Linked DNA regions of Mus musculus: region 1 is linked to region 2. A link is a contact called in ENCODE Hi-C or POLR2A ChIA-PET data. All regions are on one chromosome and are shown on one strand. The core of a region is the stretch at or near the end of the contact, and the rest is flanking DNA. Distances in the headings are between cores, read along the strand shown.

Evidence for each region. A loop is a pair of places that touch in the nucleus more often than their neighbours do. ChIA-PET counts read pairs that join two places held with the same protein, here RNA polymerase II (POLR2A).
Region 1: a map of v-Abl transformed pro-B cells shows a loop between it and region 2 (3-fold over the local background). The contact joins two enhancer-like sites. A Hi-C loop is called at or near these places in 2 of 37 maps with a recorded cell type or tissue (T-helper 17 cell and v-Abl transformed pro-B cells). POLR2A ChIA-PET finds 5 or more read pairs at or near these places in 1 of 5 experiments (Patski).

What each region holds. Positions count from the first base shown.
Region 1 is chr12:99,309,914-99,316,223 of GRCm38, forward strand. All of the region lies in intron 3 of Foxn3 (forkhead box N3), which reads right to left. Gm46371 (a long non-coding RNA gene) reads right to left here. Exons shown (of 2, transcript XR_001780668.2): 1 at 1,566-6,310; 2 at 1-101. Among named protein-coding and RNA genes, the nearest start is that of Gm46371, 18 kb to the right of the region's middle. Within about 2 kb of position 1,601, at least 1 of the 3 ENCODE cell types and tissues checked has a DNase peak (open chromatin) inside an H3K27ac peak, as active enhancers do.
Region 2 is chr12:99,557,379-99,563,631 of GRCm38, forward strand. It overlaps a transcript of Foxn3 not described here. Among named protein-coding and RNA genes, the nearest start is that of Gm26839, 3.3 kb to the right of the region's middle. Within about 2 kb of position 3,582, at least 2 of the 3 ENCODE cell types and tissues checked have a DNase peak (open chromatin) inside an H3K27ac peak, as active enhancers do.

The sequences.
Region 1 (6,310 bases), core at 351-2,850, 250 kb before region 2:
ATGCCTACACTGATGGTCAAGCTGCCCAGCAACTGGGAGAACCGATGAGCAGATCACAAAAGGCACCCGTTTCAAATAACCAGTGACCTACCTAGCTTGGCCTGGAAAAAAAAAAAAAAAGAGACACCCAGAAACCTGAAGGTCAGTTATCTCCTACAACTCTGAGGAGGAAGTGCATGCAGAAAGCACTGGAGGCCAAAAGGCAGCTGGGATCTGAAGGGGAAGCTAGGGTGCAAGCAGAGGGGCTCAGCTTGTAGAGAAAACAACGGTGTCACGGCAGAGGGCAGGCACAAACAAGCACGCCCTGAGATGGGTCCCAGAAGCCTGGACACCTGTTCCCTAGCTGTGAGCATACACACTGGTCTGAGCATACACATTGTTCTGAGCAGACACACTGGTGTGAGCAGACACACTGGTGTGAGCAGACACACTTGTCCGAGCAGACACACTGAGCACATGTGTGCAATGTCCCAGATGAATATTCCAGCCCTGCTTATTATTCCCTTATGTAGGATAGTTTAAAAGTTTCTTTTACAGAAGACCCCAAACTACAAAGTCAGGTTTGAGGGTCCCCCACCAGGGTCACCCCTTTATAGGCCATTCTACTTCACTAGGTCTCTCCCGTGTGAGAGGCTTGGGATTACTGTAGCTCCTGTGGATCAATATTCTAGGACCCCAAATCTGTGCTTCTGGAAGTGCTCTAGCATGCTCCATCTGTCCTGGACCTCGTCACAGCCCTATAGAGGACAGAAACAGGGAGGCCCCAAATCTAAGCCCCAGCCTCTCCCATCACACAGGAGATGCTGATAATATACGTGTGTGTGTGTGTGTGTGTGTGTGTGTGTGTGTGTGTTCATGCTCGTGCGTACGCGTGCATCTCATGGCACAATCTATGCTTTAACTAATGTAAAGGAACTCAAAAGCTTCGTTTACTGGTTCGGGGCAGGGAAGGGCGGAGCCACAGATGAGCCAGGAGCGGTGGAGATGGCTTTCTATGCAGTTTTCCCAGCAACAGCGGGAGTTAGGTTGGAAACATGGTCCAAACCATAAAACTGAATTTTGTAAACATGGGCATCTGAGTTTGGATTCCTGGCTGTTTCGAACGAGCAAGATGCCTCAGTGTCATCTCAGTGTAAAACTCGGTGTCATTACAAAGTCTGTAATGTCAGATTACACGTGCGGCGTTTCCAGTGTGGGGATATCCAGACGATGCAGACCCTTGTGGGAAAGTCTACCACATGACTGAAAGAATAATGGTGACTAGGAAACACAAGGAGGGCTCTCAATCCCTGCAAAGATTACAGGAAAAAAAAGTGGCCCACCAGCTCAGCTTCAGGAATGAATGTAGATTCTATTCCAGGGCTTATAAGGATGAACCCAGGCTTTAGAATTCACCAAAAGCTGTCTCAGCTCCACTTGTTCCCCTGATGCAGAGAAGACAGTTTTTCTATTTCATCCACATAATGGAGACACACCAGCATCTAGGCCGCCATGCTGTTAGCATTTCATTTACAGACTTAGCATAGCACCCAGCTTAAAGTCAGGGTCACAGATGTTACCAGCACCTGCAGCAGCCATCTGCCAATATGCTCTGTGCCAGGGCCCATGATCTTCCCCTCAGCTGCCCTGTGGGCTAACTGCTCAAAGCCACGACTTTAACAAACTGCTCTCAGCTGAAGATTCCAAGAGGCCACAGAGTTCCAAGATAAATGGTTGACAGTGTAAAAGCCTGGTCTTCTGGTCCCAAGGGGGATTTGCTGGTGTAATTACACTCCAGTCGAGGCCAAGGCTCAACTTTAGGCCTTCTTTGCTTGGTCTCTCTTCATCTGCTGTGTTAGTCCCTTCCCTGACCCCCAATACTCCCTCAGCAAATCCCTCACATGCAAACCTGGCTCAGGCTCTGCTCCTAGAAAATCCAACTCAAGATTTGACTGAAATGACTATTTTTATTATCAGGCAAAGGTGCCAAGTCTCAGCATGTTTACTGAGGCACAGTTATAATACCAATTTACAGAGAATAACCTAAATCTACATATGGGGACATTAAACATGGGGCATAAAAGAGCATCTCACACGTTAATGTTGATGCACATGGCACACTCTTGAGGGAAATATTCACACTCCAAAGTACCACCTATTTTATTCATAAACCATGTATGTAAAGGTACAGTAACTTATTAACAGGTAGTCCATACCAGGTTGTCTCTCTCTTTGCCTGCAGATCAGGATGTTTAAGCTCATAGTCACTTCCCCAGCACCATGCGGGCCTCTATGTCACCATGCTGCCCACCATGATGGCCATAGACTAACCCTCTGAAACTGTAAGCAAGCCCCCAATTAAACACTTTCTCCTGTAAGTAGCCTTGGTCATGGTGCCTCTTCACAGCAACAGAACAGTGACTAAGACAATCCATGTTGGTAATAGTGCTATTCTCAGTACCCAGGAACAGTCCAAGGAAGTGCTGCTCGCTGAGTAACTGGAACACACATACAAAGGGAGCATTAGCTTTGAAAGGGAAGAAAATCCTGACACCTAGCTGCTATAGCATGTACAGATCTCAGAGGCAGTAAGAAGCCAGCCAGGCGTGAAGAAGTCAGTACTATATGATCGGATGAGATGCCTACTGTGGTCAGACACGGAAATAGAAAACAGAATGGTGGCTGCCTCAACCAGATCGCATCAGTTTTAAAGGTGAGAAAGTTCTAGAGGTCATATGAACAATACCGCAAGTACACTCAACATGACAGAACCATACACATGGTGGTCAGACATGGCAGGGTCCACCTGTGTTCCCCACACTTGAAAGATAGAAACAGGAGGATATAGGGCTCGAGTTTCTAAGCTGACAACACAGTGAGTCCCAGTCCACCTTGGGCTGAGATCTGAGACCCAATATCCCCCCATCCCAAAATAAACACAAGTGATTATGGGATCTTCTGCTATATATTATTTGACTACAATTTTAAAATAAGAAAAAATTAATAGTTTTCCTGTGATGTAAAACAACATGGAAATAGGGGTGGTTTTAGAGTGTTTTGTGTTCCTCCACCTGACTACTCTACACGAGCATGAGCTAAGGTTTGAACACGCTGTGCTTCACACAGACTCATGTATTGTGTAACTGGCTCCTAGCTATTGCCATTCTTTTGAGGGGTGATGTAACTTCAGAAGGTGGGGAAGGTAGTTCATTGGTGACATACCCTAAAAAGAGATACCCCTGCCCACCCCCTCCATTCTTAGCTCCAAGATAAGCAAATCTGCCAGGCCACATCCTTGGTGTCATGGTCTGCCTGACCATGGCCCAGAAACAGCAGAAACGACTACCATGAATGGGAACCTCTGAAACAGTGAGTCTAACTTACATCTCCATTGTGTTTCCCTACATAGTGGTCCAAGTTGCACTTAAACTCAGGACCTCCCTAACTCCATCTCCTGAGTCCTTGGATTGTTATACTATAATCACTTCCCTCTTGAGTTGTCTCCTAGAGCAACCAAGTCTGTACACTAACTTACTGATCAGAACATTCAGTAAAGCTATTTTATTTCTGGGGAAATAGAGATAAATTACAAAAGGATAGATACTTGGCTACACTAGGATCAGTACTTGCCGGGCAATGGTGGCGCACGCCTTTAATCCCAGAACTTGGGAGGTAGAGGCAGGTGGATTTCTGAGTTCGAGGCCAGCTTGGTCTACAGAGTGAGTTCCAGGACAGCCAGGGCTACACAGAGAAACCATTTCGAAAAACAAACCAAATCAACCAACCAAACAAACAAAAAATCAGTACTTTAGGGTTGGGGGTTGGAGACGGGCCATGTGTAGGTCTAGGTTTGCCAGCTGTGGCCCATTAGAATGCCCAGGTTGCCCAAAATGTCTTCTAATTCTCTTTCTTTTACTGGGACCAATTCTAGGCTCTCTCCTACACTACGCAAGTACTCTGCAACTGAGTTACATCCTTAGATTCCTGCCCAAATTTTCTTAGTTTGTTCATTATTCTTGAGTACTTAACAAGTATTGGACAGTACACAAAGGTAGGGAGGGACATATTGTGGCCAAGATGAGCTCAGTTCCTGTTTCCTGTGTACCTGAGAAGACAGAAGACCCAAGATGAGCAGGATACTGTGGGCCTCTCTGGTTCTATGCCAAGCCTCAAATACACACATACACACACACACACACACACACACACACACACACACACACGAACATGTGCACACACAGAGACACATGTACACACACATATGCACATGTGGACATACGAACACACGCACACGCACAGACTGATAGTATCACCTCATACTTGGTGATGTCCTCAGCCAAGAGCCTGCACCACAGGAAGGACTCCCAGATACCACAGCAGGAAAACGTGTTCCACCTGACACAGCCATCTCAGACTTTTGGTCTAAACTTCATTCACAGAATAGAATTTCATTCTTGCTGCAGTTTGATTCTTCCTCTCTGTTTGGATAAGATGCCACCTCGCAACAGGTTCCCACTAGGGAACCACATCCAGAAAACTAGCCATCTCCTCCAGTTGTTTCCCTGACACATTTGATATCAACTAAACCCCATCACTGGCTTTGTCAAAGAAGAAGGGATGATAAAGGTGTCTGGCCCAAGGCATAGCCTTATCCTAAGTCTCACAGACTATCCATCCACTCTGCTTACTTCTTCCCCTACCTAGCCTATCCTAGGCTTTCTAAACATCGGCCTACAAACACAGCTATTCCCTCAATTCTGTTCTCTTGGTATAACCCAAGACAACATTTTTAATGAGTTAGCACAGTTAATCACCAGATATATTTAACACTAGAACCCCCGATATACAGAACATTAAATCACTGCAAGTCAGATAAAACCAGATGTTATCTAATCCATCCACTTTGCTGAAGGTCAAAGTTAACAGGTGGCTGACCCAGCTGAAGCACTGGGGTCCTGGGTCTCTCTGTATGCCACTATTCTGTTGTCTGCGTACTTGACTGCACTGCACACTAATGCCCACTCACTGTCAGAAGAACAAACAACAGGCAGATCTAGAACTTGTTGGCATTTGAGAACTGAGATACATTCAAGAATGGAAAGAAGACACAGCCCGGGCTCAGACAACTGCGGGGGATTTGAGATGTCATTTTGTCACAACACTCTGTGTGGGCTTTACTTGCTATCTACTCAGTTCCTCTTCTACTTCCACCGTCAGCCCAAGATTTGTGTTGATCCAGGCACATTCTTCCAGTGGCCCCTTAGAGACAAACGATGCCTATCAATCTCTGAGGCAGAAGGGAAGCAGTACTAAAGGGGCCCAGGCAGACAGTGGCTGTGAACTTCACTCTGGAGGACAATAGTGGAGGGAGACTTCAACTGTAGTGTTGATTTGGTTTCTGTCGTGAGCTCCTTGTAATTCACTACAGCAATGGACCTCAACCAAGCCTCTACATCCTGTGCATATATACCAACGTGGAGTCTAGCTTAGCCTCAAGACTTAATGCAGCCAATGGCATATGAGCAAATACAACACAGAAATTGAATATCCTTAAATATTCAGGCTTACTTATTCCCCACTGGGGATTCCTATACTATCTTGTAAATAAACATGAAGTAATTTATCAATAGATTTTAGACTCCTTGGAGAAAGAGGCCCCAGCTACCCCGAAAGAACCCTAAATACACAACTGAGCACAAACAAAAGTCACAGGAACTGACAATACATCATTCCAGTTGAGTCCAGGCCAACCTACCAGCACACCTAACAAGGGCCAGGTTACTTAATTTGTGGTGTTTGTTATACAGCAGATAATAACTAATATAGTGTTCTAGCTCCTAAAAACATGCACAGCAAACCATGATCCCAAGGCAGTAATTCTCATGATGCAGTCCCATGTGAAGGTTTTGATGGATACCTACCTAATGTTAAATATTAAACAGCAAAAGCCTGTAGGTATCACTAACAAAACTCTTTGGACAAGACTATTGGCATGTGGCAAATAGCACAGTCGCTTCTACCAACAACAGACATTCTAGACTAACCCTTTCTATCAACTAAGGAATGTAAGACTTAGTGGTTCTCCCTGCAGCCCCACCCACTACCCCAGCAGACCTGTGTTTTCCTCTCTGTGAGTTCCTTCCATGTCCAGGAACCGGAGGAAATCTAGACACCCTGGAGAGTTGTTCACAAATCATTATACCATGATTGTTCTCTTGAAAGTGCCCGAACTGCATTAAGTACCTTCAAATATCACTTGGGAGAAAGGCAAGCTTCAGCAGGGGTGGAATCTAAGGATCCCGAGGGCAGACTTCTCTCCCATGATTGTTTC
Region 2 (6,253 bases), core at 2,332-4,831:
AGATGTAGCGCCCCACTCCAAAGCAGAATGGCTCTGCCATGCAGAATGGGCTCGGAAGGTTCCACTGGCTTGCCGGACTCGACACACTCCTTCCTTCCTTGAAAGGCGGGTGGGAGGAGGCCTTAAACAGCCTACCCATGAAAAGCTTTATTCAGCGCAATTCAATAACTGAAAGTTACCCACAATCATTTCCATCCACTACTGCGGCCGACAATTTTGTGCTCTCTACTAGTTTCATCTTTTAGAGGAAATGCTTTCTTTAAAAAAAAAAATGGTTGGAAGCTCTGTGGCTTCCTCCAACACTGATTATTTTAATCATGATCTCCAGCCCCATGCAGACAGTGGGAGCTGGGCAAGCACAATACAAGGAACGGGAGAAGGGAGAGCAGGAGCTCCGCGTCCTTTTTTTCTTCTAGACTCCCCAGCTGTGTGACCTCCGAGGATCAGTGCCAGGAGATTGGCTGTGTCTCTCAGAACAATCCAACTCCCTACAGCTTGCTGGGGTCTCTGCTGCCGTCTCCATACCTCTGGCTCAGCTCATGGATGTGTGGAAATCAAGGGTAAGGCTGGAGAGATGGCTCAGAAGGTTCCAAAGCTGGCATGAGCTCCTACTTGGTGCTCAATAGAAGTCAGAAACCAATCCCTAGAACCCATCCTGTGCTAGAACCCGGCCTCCACGTGCACAGCTGCTCTTACATCACACACGCCAATAACGATATAAGAATAAAGAAAAGCATTTAAATGCTACCTAAAAGTCCCCGCTACCAGTTGTATCTGGAACACAAGGGGGACCTGAGCAGAATCTACATAGAATCTACACTGTTTCAGGATATTCTCATAGTAGAAGAGATAACCGAGTCTATTTGATGATAATTCAAATATCATCTGCGTGTTATCACCTGACGACACACGTTGAGTCCTCCAAGCCAATGCACACAGCTCAGCAGAGCGTCCCTTCCTAGTTGACGCTATATGAGCTCTCTCCATCCCTGACAGAACCACACCGAAAGACACTAAAGCCAAGCCTCCCAGCAAGTTGACAGTGGACCACCTTGGTCACGCCCACATGCCATTCCTATCACTTATAAAGGAAGCCTGCATTTTTACACCCCTAAAAAAGACTTTGCCCCTCTCTCATTAGAACAAGCCTGGGACTTTGTCATGCAGTGACTGGTCAGATCTTTCTCTGGGTTCCCAGTAGTTTCTCAGGATGTGTGGTGAGACATAACGGATTGTTACCTTTCGCCTCCCCCTCTCTCTGAGAACAAAGGTCCTCTGAAATCGCCCAGGCAAAAGTTCTTTTTAGCTGAGTTGGCATAGGGCCCTGAAGGCAGTTTCCTCTGGCTTCCTTAGGAGAATATTTGGGCCATTTAAAAAGCAGTGGGTTTGCAACTATGTTGGCAGAGTTCTGAGTTCTAGTGCTAGCCCCAGGTGCTGCCTGGAGGGCGGTCACCACCTCTGGGCTCCTGGTTCCCCTAGAGTAGCTAGCTCTTCTTTGATTCCATTCAGCTATCAGGATCTTGCTTAAGATTCTACTTGGTGCTAACTATAAAACAAAAACGATGCCTAAGAAAACGTGTGTGTGGGCCATTCCAATAGCTGGTTCTATTATGGGGGTCTATGTACTTACAGCCTATAAAGAGGCTTGCCCTTCCTCCTACCCCTCCAGAATATGGAACATTCATGAATTGAAGCAATTAAACATGAGATTATCCAAAGTTAAAATAGTGAAATAAATAATGATTTCAAGTAGTAGATGCTTTCAAAGTTGTGATGTTTCTCTCTCAAGCGCCTTTTTACAGACCCACACCTACCTTGTGCTTCCGGCTACCAGCAAGGTTGGCACATACCTGAAATATGTTCTTTATGAATTTCCCCCCCTCAGAAGCAAGCAGAGAAGGACAGTCCTCTCCCTCTCTCCTTCCCTTCTTCCCTCCTTTGGCATTTGATTGGTATTCTGAAACTACTGTTAAAAATTTGGCACAGCCATCCAAACAGTGCCAGCTTGAATGATTCTATCAGTGACTTTCTGACAACTGGGAATGAGCTAGGACTTCATTGAGCACCTTGCTCATTTGTATTGGTGAACGAAGCTGTACCTGACAGCGTAAGGATTAATTCTTCCAATTCTAAAGTCAAAACGGAAATTCACGGAAGTGCCAGTGATTTGAAGCAGGCTCATCGTTCGTACAACTCATGGTCACCTCCTTTGAACTGAGCAAACTCTGGGGCAGGCTGGAGCGAGTCAAGGTAGATTCTGGAAACTAACAAGTCTCATTCACTTCCTTCAGTTTGTAAAAACAAGCAACTGTCAGGTTTCCTGCCAATGGCAGTTTGCTGTACTTGCAGATAACTTCTCAACAGGAAATCCTTTGCTGAGAGGGACCAGTCATGCCATCAAGTCCCGGAGCACCAAATATTTGATAACGTGGGATCGTGAACTACACCCGTAATCGGATCATGGACACTACATGGCTCTAAGCTATTTGCTACACCATCAATATAGGATATTAAATAAGCATTAAGACATATTTAGGAACTCTTTCATCTCTCCCCCCACTCCTTGAGGCAATCAGTTGAGAAAAACAAGGGAGATGTGATATTCTTTTAGAAGTACCAAACTGCAATTTAAATAAAATTTAAAACCTTTTTAAGAAAAGGGTCCAGTGCAGTGCTAAATATACCACATATGGAGAGAAGTTATTTGAAACACAAATATAAAGACCTTGAAATTAAGGAGTCTGGCAGGGTGGGGGTGGTGTACACCTTTAATCTCAGCATTTAGAAGACAGAGGCAGGTGGATCTCTGTGAGTTTGAGGCCAGCCTGCTCTACAGAGTGAGTTCCAGGACAGCCAGGGCTACACAGAGGAATCCTGCCTTAAATAAATAAATAAATAAATATTTTAAAAGGGGTGCTGGAGAGATGGCTCAGTAGTTAAGAGGTCTCTTCCAGAGGGCCTGTGTTCGGATCCCAGCACCTACACGAGAGGGCTCACAACAGTCCGGAACTTCAGCTCCAAGGACTTCTGGTATGTGTCCACACCCACATGCAGATACATACACCTAAGCATAATTAATAATAATAAATACTAAAAAAAAAAAAAACCACCTTACCATTTAAAGATTGTCATGGATACAACAGGTCAAATTCTAGCCACTGTGTTGATTGTTATATCGACAAGTTTTACTGAAGCACCTCAAAGTCAAAATTTAGGAGAGGTATGTTTGGTTATTCTCTGCTTAGCAAAATGAGTGAAAAGGGGGCGCTGGAGGAGGTGACTAAACTTTTCTCCTTGGTATTCCTCACCATGAATAAGATATAGCTGATATGTGTGCTAACGGCCTGGAGGACCGCCCCACCCACCCAAAATAGCCTCAATAAAAAAACCAAAAACAAAAACGGGAAAGCACCGCTCTCCATTCACGGGAGAGGAAATGCATCTAATCAACTGGGCAGTCATATTTGCAGTCTGGAAATGGTCCTCGCTCCACTTAGGAGCACCTCCTCCCCCTGCTCAGCCACCAAGAACACCCTGCCCTTTGCTCCCCTGAGCACCAGGCATAGCCCAAGGGAACCTGTCCAACCCCCCAGAGACCTTCATGATCAAACACCTCAACTCCACCTGGAACCGGCTTGCAAGCCCGGAAACACTTCATAACGCCTTTGCCAAATGACCCTGCCTCCGCTGGCTGCATTCTGGTCTCTAAGTCTGTAAAAAAGGACTTTTGTTCTAACAGGAGAGACACACCTCTAGAAGCAGACACATAGTTCTACAATTAATGGCTCAAATGTACTCTTTGCAGCCTTCCTCTTGCTTAACTCAGAGGATCCAAAATGCTAAGTAAGCATGAACGCTCACACTGGCTTTCAGGCTCTTCCCTGAACTATTTTCAATAAAAATACAGTTATGAAATCCAGAGGGCTCTGTTTTTTGGTTGTTGTTGTAAAATGACCTTGGTTTGACAGGCATGGTCTCAGGTTTCAACAGATGTTGTGGGAAAGCTAACAGAAGCCAGCAAGTTCTCCAAGCATCTGTGATGACATGCAGGGCTTTTTTTTTCCCCCCTAAGTGGTGGTCATGGTAGTGAATGCATGTGTGGTGGGGGTGGGGTGGGGTTACACTTCTCAGTTTCTATGACAACCATGTCTCCATTCCTGGGTTACTAGATACCATCTACTTCCTGTGTCTAAATATTTAAACCAATCAGAAAAGTGTTTATACGGTTAACAACTTCTGGGACCCAGCTTCTTTAATGAGGCACTTTAAGGCTCAAATGAAGATGTCCAGAGAGGCTGCAGGCTGTCTTATAGAGATCCCGCTTCATCCCCTATCTCTAATTCTGCCTTCTGTGGTAAAAGACCCCCCCACCCCCGCCCCTTCTTGGATGTGAATTGTATTCTGCTCAAAGCAGACGCCACAATTTCTTGCAATAGTCTGCAAGCTGATCGGGATTGCTTGCCTTTCATTGTCTGTTTTCCCTTCCACTGTCTAAAGACTTAGATTTAGCGCGAGAAACATACTAATTCACAAGGCACTTAAATTATCAAAGTAATGATACAGTTAAGCTTCCATCTGTTGGTGTAGCTATTTAAATGCTCAGATGAAAAAAAAATTAGGAAAAATTAATTCCAAGTTGAGCAACTTTGCATCCTACAACTTATGGAGAGAAATCACTGTGAAGCCCCACATCTATCAGTGCGAGCTAGAAGCTGACATCTGCAGAGAAATTTGTCACCAAAATGGCCTACTTTATCTGGATAGAAACAACAACACAAAATTAAAGATAAAGACACCCAGAGCGAGCCAGATGCACCCAGATCAAAAGAGAAACCAGGCAGGAACCCATGTACAAGCCGGCAGATCTGAAATTAAGACGAGGTTTTAAAAGACGGTTTCGGGTGACTGTTTTCCTAAGTCCCCATCAGACTGACCAATCAGTGTGAGAGTTAGAGCGGGCTCCAGACATTCGTGCAGTCTTCAGGGCTCTCTGCACCCTCAGAGCTGCTCCCCCTGGCTAAGGCAGAGCTGGAGATCAATGGAAAAAACAGGGAACAAAAGGGAAATACTGATGTCTTCCTCAGCTCCGAGAGCCATCCCCATTTTCCTCAATGAGCCGGTAGCACCCAGCCTACAACAGCGCCACGGGGAGCTTCCACCAGCCCGGTCCAGTCCTTTCCGGGCTGGCAGTTTCGCCTTCGCAATCCTGTGTCCCAACGCTAGCATAACCTGGTGACGGAAGGCTCCCGGAGCCCAACCAATTGAAACTAATAAATTAAATAAATTAATAACCCCCACGATTAAAAGCTCCCAAGAAAGACCGCGTTCCCCTTTCCCAAATGTCATTCCCAGACTATAAACAAAGCATGAAAAATAGTCTCCCGGGCTAGGAATCTGGTTTTTTTTTTTTTTTTTTTTTTTTTTTTTTTTTTTTTTTCTCCTCAATGCAACGTTTTTCTCCAAAAACAGAAACACTCCTGCTTCCTTCAATGGACATTCTGGTTTGTCCATGTCACGCCGGGATATGAAGCTCCGGTATTTGAAAAAGAGGTTTAAACTGCCCATAGACACTCTGTTTATAATTGATAGCAAAACAGTTACGACAGCGATGCTGTAACTCTGCCCCAGCCAAACTCCACATTTAACACGTTAGTTCCTTGAAAATACAAGTCATGCCTGAGGACCCTCCAGAGCCGCCTCCCTCCGAAGTCATTAACGGAATTACATCAATTATTCGGTAATTTTTATAAATATCCATTGTCTGCTAATTTTTTAAATTAAAATGTAAACCCAGCTATCTACAAATTCCAGAAAAAAACTTTTCTTTCTTTTCTTTCTTTCTTTTTTAAATGAACTTACTTTTGAGACAAAAACTAATGAAAATAACCAACTCGCCATCCCTGGATCTTTCCCATTCTGGGCTGCATGCTATAAATCAATCCAAAACTAGGAGCACAGATGGGGGCGGACACCTTAAGATAAAAAGCCAAGGGTGCCCCCCAAAATGGGCAGCCTGGGCAGCGAGGCTCGGGGTGACAATGCTAACCCGGGCAGAGGCTCGCTAGGCAGCCAGAGAGCCGCATTTTCCTTACCTTCGATCGCCTGCCCCCCAGCTGCTTCTCGCGGCCGCATTGGGGGGCTGCGGCGGCGCTGGACTCGCGGGGGGCCCCGCCGCCGGCTCGCGCCGTCTCCCAGCCGAGCTGCACCGACCGCGGCCGGAACACCCGGCTCCAGCGCCCGGCGCCTGCCCGGG